Regions from separate parts of the Homo sapiens genome. Here all the other regions are linked to region 2. The links are chromatin loops, found by intact Hi-C in ENCODE. Cell type or tissue: endothelial cell of umbilical vein. All regions are shown on one strand.

The links. A loop is a pair of places that touch in the nucleus more often than their neighbours do. Peaks named below come from ENCODE experiments on the same cell type or tissue, not always from the same donor. Only the 100,000 strongest peaks of a DNase experiment are listed, where the experiment ranks them.
Region 1: it touches region 2 in a loop (12-fold over the local background); 92 of 110 quality-filtered maps call a loop at or near these places.
Region 3: it touches region 2 in a loop (8-fold over the local background); 52 of 110 quality-filtered maps call a loop at or near these places.

What each region holds. Positions count from the first base shown.
Region 1 is chr2:174,461,730-174,464,229 of GRCh38, forward strand. All of the region lies in intron 7 of GPR155 (G protein-coupled receptor 155), which reads right to left. Among named protein-coding and RNA genes, the nearest start is that of GPR155, 24 kb to the right of the region's middle. In endothelial cell of umbilical vein, a CTCF peak has its summit at 1,223 (motif pointing right); a DNase peak (open chromatin) is centred at 1,232.
Region 2 is chr2:174,687,078-174,689,577 of GRCh38, forward strand. No RefSeq gene overlaps it. Among named protein-coding and RNA genes, the nearest start is that of CHRNA1, 76 kb to the right of the region's middle. In endothelial cell of umbilical vein, no CTCF peak of the experiment used is centred here; a DNase peak (open chromatin) is centred at 1,194; H3K27me3 peaks cover 246 bases.
Region 3 is chr2:174,604,860-174,607,359 of GRCh38, forward strand. It overlaps a transcript of WIPF1 not described here. Among named protein-coding and RNA genes, the nearest start is that of WIPF1, 8.3 kb to the left of the region's middle. RefSeq lists enhancers at 1-347, 348-847, 1,763-1,812, 1,823-1,912. In endothelial cell of umbilical vein, a CTCF peak has its summit at 1,009; no DNase peak of the experiment used is centred here.

The DNA of each region.
Region 1 (2,500 bases), 230 kb before region 2:
AACTTTATTTCCTTTTTATTTTTTTAAACCAAGCTTATTTCATAGTAGTGTGTGGTTTTTGCTTTAGAATTTCTTCCTTCTAAATAAATGCTATCCTCAATATTTTGAAACAAGTTTTAATTCAAAATCATTCATTGTTTCCCTCATATATTGTTTCTTTACTCAATTCTTTTTATCTGTGAGGATTTATTTTATTTTCTCTCTGGTTTTTGTTGTTTGTTTTTTGGATAGGGTCTCACTCTGTTGCCCAGGCTGGAGTGCAGAGGTGTGATCACAGCTCCCTGCAGCCTTGACCTCCAGGGTTCAAGTGATCCTTCCACCTCAGCCTCCTGAGTAGCTGGGACCACAGCCACATGCCACCATGCCTGGCTAAATAAGAATTTTTTTTTGTAGAGACAGAGTCATACTATGTTGCCCTAGCTGGTCTTGAACTCCTGAGCTCAGTGGATCCTCCCACTTCTGCCTCCCAAAGTGCTGGGATTACAGGCATGAGCCACTGCGTCTGGAGAAGTATTTCTCTCCAAAAGCCCTAATCATTTTATTGTTTTGATTCATGTGTTTGGAATCTAAGTATAACTGAAAAACATTTTTTTTTTCTTTAGACAGAGTCTTACTCCGTTGCCCAGGCTGGAGTTCAGTGGCATGATCTTGGTTCACTGCAACCTCTGCCTCCCGGGTTCAAGCAATTTTCATGCCTTAGCCAAACAAGTAGCTGGGATTACAGGTGTGCACCACCATGTCAGGCTAATTTTGTATTTTTAGTAGAGATGGGTTTCACCATGTTGCCCATGCTGGTCTTGAACTGCTGGCCTCAAGTGATCCACCTGCCTTGGCCTCCCAAAGTTCTGGAATTATAGGCATAAGCCATTATGCCCAGCTGAAAAACATTTTTTAATTGAATACAGGACAATTCTAAAAATAAAAACATCCCCCTCTTCTGGTGCTAAGAAGTATGGGCAACTCTTACCCAGGTTATGTTTTTAGAAAACGCCCTAAGTGTAATGATAGCACTTAATACAAACACACTCTGAATTTAATACAAACACAAATGTTTTGAAGTTCTTGAACTTTCCTTACAACTTATATGTAATTATGTATGCAAGTAACATTTTATTTAATAAATTCTACATAGTTATAGGATCTTAGAACTTTAAAGTTGAAAGGGACCTCTATTTTTAAATGAGCACCTTAGATGTGGAAATGAGGGTTTGCCCAAGTCATACAGCCAGCAGAGGGCAGAGTGAGACTAGAAACCTGGCCTTTTGACACAAGCTAAATTCTTTGTTTCTTGAATCAGTTTCTCAAACTCAGATTTGTGGACCCCTAGGGTACCTAAGACATATTCTTCAGGATCTGGGAATTTCTATGAGAAATTTTAAGTCTTTTTTTTTTCTTTCTTTTTTTTTTTTCAGTGGTAGTCAGCTGTGTATCCACCTTGCAACCAACATGCAGTCTCATGATTTCAGAATTTACATTGGGTTTATTTTTATTTTATTTTAGAGATGGGGGTCTCACTTTGTTAACCAGGTTGGGGTACAGTAGCACAATTACTGCTCAAAATTCTGGGCTCAAGGGATCCTCCTGCCTCAGCCTCCTGAGTAGCTGGGACTACAGGCATGTACCAGCATGCAAAGCTAATTTTCAAATTTTTTATAGAGAGAGGGTCTTACTATATTGCCCAGGCTAGTCTCGAACTACTGGCCTCAAGCGATCCTCCTGCCTGGATCTCCCAAAGTGTTGGGATTACAGGCATGAGCCACTGTGCCTGGCCAGAGCTTACAATGGGTTTTATATTAAGTTTGAGTCAAGTGAAGGCCAAATGATATTACAACGCACAGTCCAAATGAAATGGTAGTTTGAAGAAAGAATATCAGTGAGATAACAAGGTCAAAACCCCACATATGGAAGTAAAGGCAAGGCAAAAAAGCCATAGCAGTGAGTTCCATTTTATGTTTCAAGCTATGATTTACATTAGCAAAACAAGATCCTTTGTCATGTTAATTAATGTTGCTAATTAGAATTACTGGGTTTGTAGTTTTGTTTGAATAGAATCTGTGAATTTGCTTTGGTTTTAGAATTGCATATTAGCTGTATATAAAGAATACATACCTAGATTTAAGATTGTCCAGATTAAATAACACTGTGCTAGATTTAATATAAATTGACATTGAGGTCCTTGAGAATTGGTTTTCTTTACCACTTTTCCTCCCTCAATCCATTTGTACACTGTGTAGTTGCAGTGCCAGGGAAACAAGTAACCAATCACAAAAGGGTGCCATCTTTGTTACAGTAGCAAAGGCAGTCTTTAAAATTCTAATGTGCATCACTCCTGCCTTGTGAAAAGAACTATATACAAACAGGCAGAATCCAGCTAGCCCTGGATGTCTCACTGAAGCTGTGAGAGCTCCTGCCTAAATCAGTCTATCTTTTTGGGCCTATTTCTCAGTTTGCAAAATGAAGGATTTAAATTAGACCAGTGTTTCCTAAGGTGTAGAGATTA
Region 2 (2,500 bases):
ATCAGGATGTGTTGGGAAGGAAGGAAGGAAGGAAGCTGCTTTGCACCTAAAAAATGCTCAGCATATATTTAATAGATATATCCAAAACTGAAAGGACTGAGCTCTTGAGAGCTAGATATTTTACTTATTTACACTACACCGTATTCCAAAAAAAGACTTAAGACAGTAAGAGTTGAACAAGATAAAATTTAAACTTTAGTCTGAGATAGCAAATTTAGTAAATATTTTCACTTTATCATTTTCTTCCCTTACTAAAAATAGTTCTCATTCTAAACAATTCAAATATTCCATAAGCATAAAATATAGAAAGTGAGTCTCCTGCAATCCCATTCACCAGAGATAACCACTAATGGTAGGGTATATATTCTTCCCTGTGTCTTTTTTTCTATGTATTTTTATTTTTCTTCATCAACAAATATTTAATGAAAGCCAGGTGAATGTGATTATATTGTACATCATCTTCTTCTAATTTATTTTTCTTTTTCCGCTAAATAATCTATTGCATTCATTTCCTGTTGCTGTGTAACAAATTACCATAAATTTAGCAGCTCAAGACAACATCCATTTATTATTTCATGGCTCTGTAGAAGTCAGGACATGGTGTGATTCAGTTCACAGGTATCACAGGTGGGCTGAGTTCTTATGTGGAGGTGCTGGAGAAAATAATCCACTTCCAAGCTCATTCAGGTCACTGGCCCCTGTGAATTCAATTCCTTATGGTAGTGGGACTGAGGACCCTGTTACCTTGTTGGCTGTCACCTGTGGGACTGCTCTCAGCTCCTAGAAGCCACCTGCATTCCTTGCAACATGGCTTTCGTCTTCATAGCCAGCAACAGAGAATCTCCCTCATGTGGAATCCCTCTCATACTTCTAGTCTCTTTTGCCTGGAAGAGCCTAGTTCCTTTTAAGGTCTCAGCTGATTATGCTAGGCCCATTGAAGATAATCTCCCTATCTTAAATGCAGCTCCAATCACATCTACAAAATCCCTTCACGGCAGCATCTAGATCAGTGTTTGACTGAACAAGTGAGAGAAAGTGTGCATACACCAGGGGATGAAAATCTTAGAATTCTGCCTACCACAGGTAACAAGGGTTGTCTTTCCATTTCTCTAAATATAAATCAACCTCATTCTTTTTTAAGAACTGCATAGTCTTTTACTGTATAATGTGTCATAATTCAACCAAAGCGCCTCTTAGTGGACATTTATGTTACTTCCAGTTATATGTCTTTTAAAAATTCATAATAAACACTCGTGCTCTTAAATGCTCATGCATCTACATTCTTCTTAGTATCCTGACTCACAGAAGTAACTTCCATTAGGTAGTCAGAATTGCAAGATGGAAGTGTTTGCACTTTTTGATAGATACTACTAAATTGCTCTCCAAAATGTTGGTAGCAGCCTGTACTTCCAATGACAATATACAAAAACGGAAGTAGCTAATTCTTATAAAGAAATTCCCTCATAGACTGTTTCATGCGCAATGGTTAAGAGCATCAGTGCTCAGTGAGGTTGTCTGGCTACCAATCTTGCCTTTTTGATTTCCAGTGTGACCTAGGGCAGGTATCTAAGCCTTAGTTTCTGTATCTGTAATGAGGACAATAATAATGGCACCCCCCTTTGTATTCATTTTGTGTTGCTGTGTAACAAACTACTCTAAAACTTGTGACTTACACACTTATTGTCTCCTAGTGTCTGTGGGTTAGGAATCTGGTAACTAAGCTGGGTGTTTTTGGTTCAGGATCTCTCACAAGGCTGCAGTCAAGGTGCCAGCCAAGTCTCAAGGCTTGACTGGAGGATGAGCTACTTTCCAGTTCACTTGCATGGCTGTTTCAACATTCAGGTCTTCACTGGCTGTTGGCTGGAGAGAGCAGTTCCTTGCCATGTGGATGTCTCCCTGGGGCAGCTCACAACATGGCAACTGTTTTCCCTCAGAGTGACTGAGCAAGAGGGGACACGTGAGATGGAAGCCACAGTCTTTTTGTAACCTAACTTGAAAGTGACATCACATCACTGTGCTGTATTCTACTCATTAGAAGCAAGTCTCTAAATACAACCCACACTTAAGGTAAGAGTGTGGCACATAAATATGAATATCAGCTCGCCCTGGTGATTGAGGTCATCTTAGAGGCTTCCTTCCTTGCTCTTCACTAAGGGGTCGTGGGCCGAAAGTAAGTTAATGCATGTCAACTAATACAAATAGTGTCTGACTTTAATAAACACTCAAGAAAAGTTCATTGTTTTTGTTGCTACCATGACTATCATCATCATTGTCCAGTACTCTCACCCATGTTCCTGTTAGCATCACATTAGGAACCAAAAAGTGGCTAACTAAAGCTACTGTTTGGATTGTTTGGCAGGCAGTCTCCATCAGGAAACAGAAAGCTTCTCAAATGAGGTGCTATAGGAAGGCTTAGTAAAGAAATTGTTTACAAAGGAGTGTAGGGAAAGGAACAAGGGATGGTGCCACGCTGCAGAGCTAGAACGGCAGGGGGCCATTA
Region 3 (2,500 bases), 82 kb before region 2:
AACTCTACTCTGACTCCAGGAATGGAAAGTGACCAGCCCTGGCTAATTAAAGCCTTGGGTTCCCTGGCTGCAGTGACTGGTTCAGAGACTACTTTTGAACCAAGGAGATGTAGTGAGACTTATTCTAAGGTGTGTGGGGCTGAATTGGTAGTATGTTATCCACATTAGAGGTGTGGGGCTGGAATGGCAGTATTATACCCACATTATAGACGTGGAGACTGAGCATGAAGCCAATGCAGTAAGAGCGAGGGGAGCCTGAGACTCAAGAGGTACAGCAATCAAAAGCAACATGTGGGCCAGCGCAGGGGCTCGCGCCTGTAATCCCAGCACTTTGGGAGGCAGAGGCAGGCGGATCACAATATCAGGAGTTCGAGACCAATCTGACCAACATGGTGAAACCCTGTCCCTACCAAAAATACAAAAATTAGCTGGGCGTGGTGGGGTGGTGCGCACCTGTAATCCCAGCTACTCAGGAGGCTAAGGCAGGAGAATTGCTTGAACCCGGAAGGCGGAGGTTACAGTGAGCCGAGATTACGCCACTGCATTCCAGCCTGGGCGACAGAGCAAGACTCTGTGTCAAACAAACAAACAAACAAAAGGCAACGTGTAGATGTTACTTGGATCCTGAGTCAAATAAACTAAAAAACAAAAATGAGGCAATTGGAAATTTGGATATTGTTCAGATATTTAATGATATTAAGATATTGATAATTGTTAGGTGTGATAATGTTACTGTGGTTATATTGTATTTTACAAAGAATCCCTAACTTTTAGAGATATATACTGAAATATTTGTGGATGAAATATGATGCCTGGGCTTGTTTCCAAAGTAATATAGAAAAGGAGGGAAAGTGGGTAGGGGTACAAATGAAACAAAATTGATCATGAAATAGCCATTCTTGAAGCTGGGTGAGGAGTACACAGCAGTTTGTTACACAGTTCTGTCTACTTTTCATATATATTTAAAATGTTTCCATAACAAAAAGCATTAAAAAAAAAAGACTTGTGGCTCATTCCCTTCCTTATCCACTAGAGGCTGTTAAAGAGGTTTGCTTAATCTAGTGTAAAAATGCTCAGACTTGTAGAGGTAACTTACAGAGTTACAGAAGTTACCTTTTACTTCTCAAAATAATTTCTTTTGCTCTTGGAGAAACTGGATAGAATGAGGGCTCCCCTACAATGGTCAAAGAACAAGTGGTTCTTCCCAGAAAAGGAGTAAACTCTCAAAATCTGAACACCCATTATTAGTGGCAATAAAAAAGTAAAAATAAAAGTCCAACCAACAAAAGAACAGACCCTTTTTTCTAGATCAGCACTGTTCAGTAGAAATATAATTTGAGTTACGTGTGCAATTCTATATTTTCTACGAGCTATGTTAGAAATAGTAAAAGTAAATAGGTGAGATTGTAATATTTTCTTTTAACACACTACTTCAAAAATAGTATCAAAAAAACCAATGAAAATCCCCCCAAATAGTATCATTATAACATGTACTAAACATTTGAAAAGAACTATGAATTAGGTATTTTATACTCTTTTTTTCACAAGAAGTCTTCAGAAACTGGTGTTTACTTTACTACTGGCAGCACTTCAAGTGCTCCAGAGCCACTACCACACTGGGCAACACAACTCTAGACAGTGAGGGCCTGACACGCAGGCCCCATCTTACTCATCTTTTATGCTGGCAGGATGCCTGAATGACACTTAACAGATGTTCAATCAATGTCAGTCCCGGAAAAGTCTTGGTCCACCTAGAGCCAACTCTGCGCTTTATAGTTATAAATTCTTAGGAAGAGTTTATTCTGCTTGAAGCCATCTCTTAAAACAAGGAATTGACTAGGTATTGTTGGATTTGTGGCCAGTAGAAGAGCTAAATTGGCTTCTCTTCCCCGAGGTCTTAGTGCTAACACTTCTAGTACCACATGTGAAGAGATACTGCAGTAAAGAAGTTTTAAATTAAGGGCTCAGAAAAAATACATTGCCTTAGTCTGTTTTGTGCTGCTGTAACAGAATACTGGCGACTGAGTAATTTATGAAAAGGCCAGATACGGTTCTGGATGCTGAGAAGTCCAAGGTCGAGGGGCCACATCTGGTGAGGGCCTTCTTGCCGTGTCATTACCATGGCTGAAGGCAAGAGAGCATGCACAATGAGAGGCAGGGAAGGAAGGAAACAGAATTCATCCTTTTATCAAGAACCCACTCTTGTGATAACTAACCTAGTCCCATGATAAGGACATTAATTCATTTATAAGGGCAGAGCACTCAGGACCTAATCATCTCTTAAAGGTTCCACCTCTCCTTTGGGAGGCTGAGGCAGGCGGATCACGAGGGCAGGAGATCGAGACCATCCTGGCTAACACGGTGAAACCCCGTCTCTATTAAAAATACAAAAAATTAGCTGGGCGTGGTGGCGGGCGCCTGTAATCCCAGCTACTCGGGAGGCTGAGGTAGGAGAATGGAGTGAACCCAGGAGGCGGAGGTTGCAGTGAGCCGAGATCGC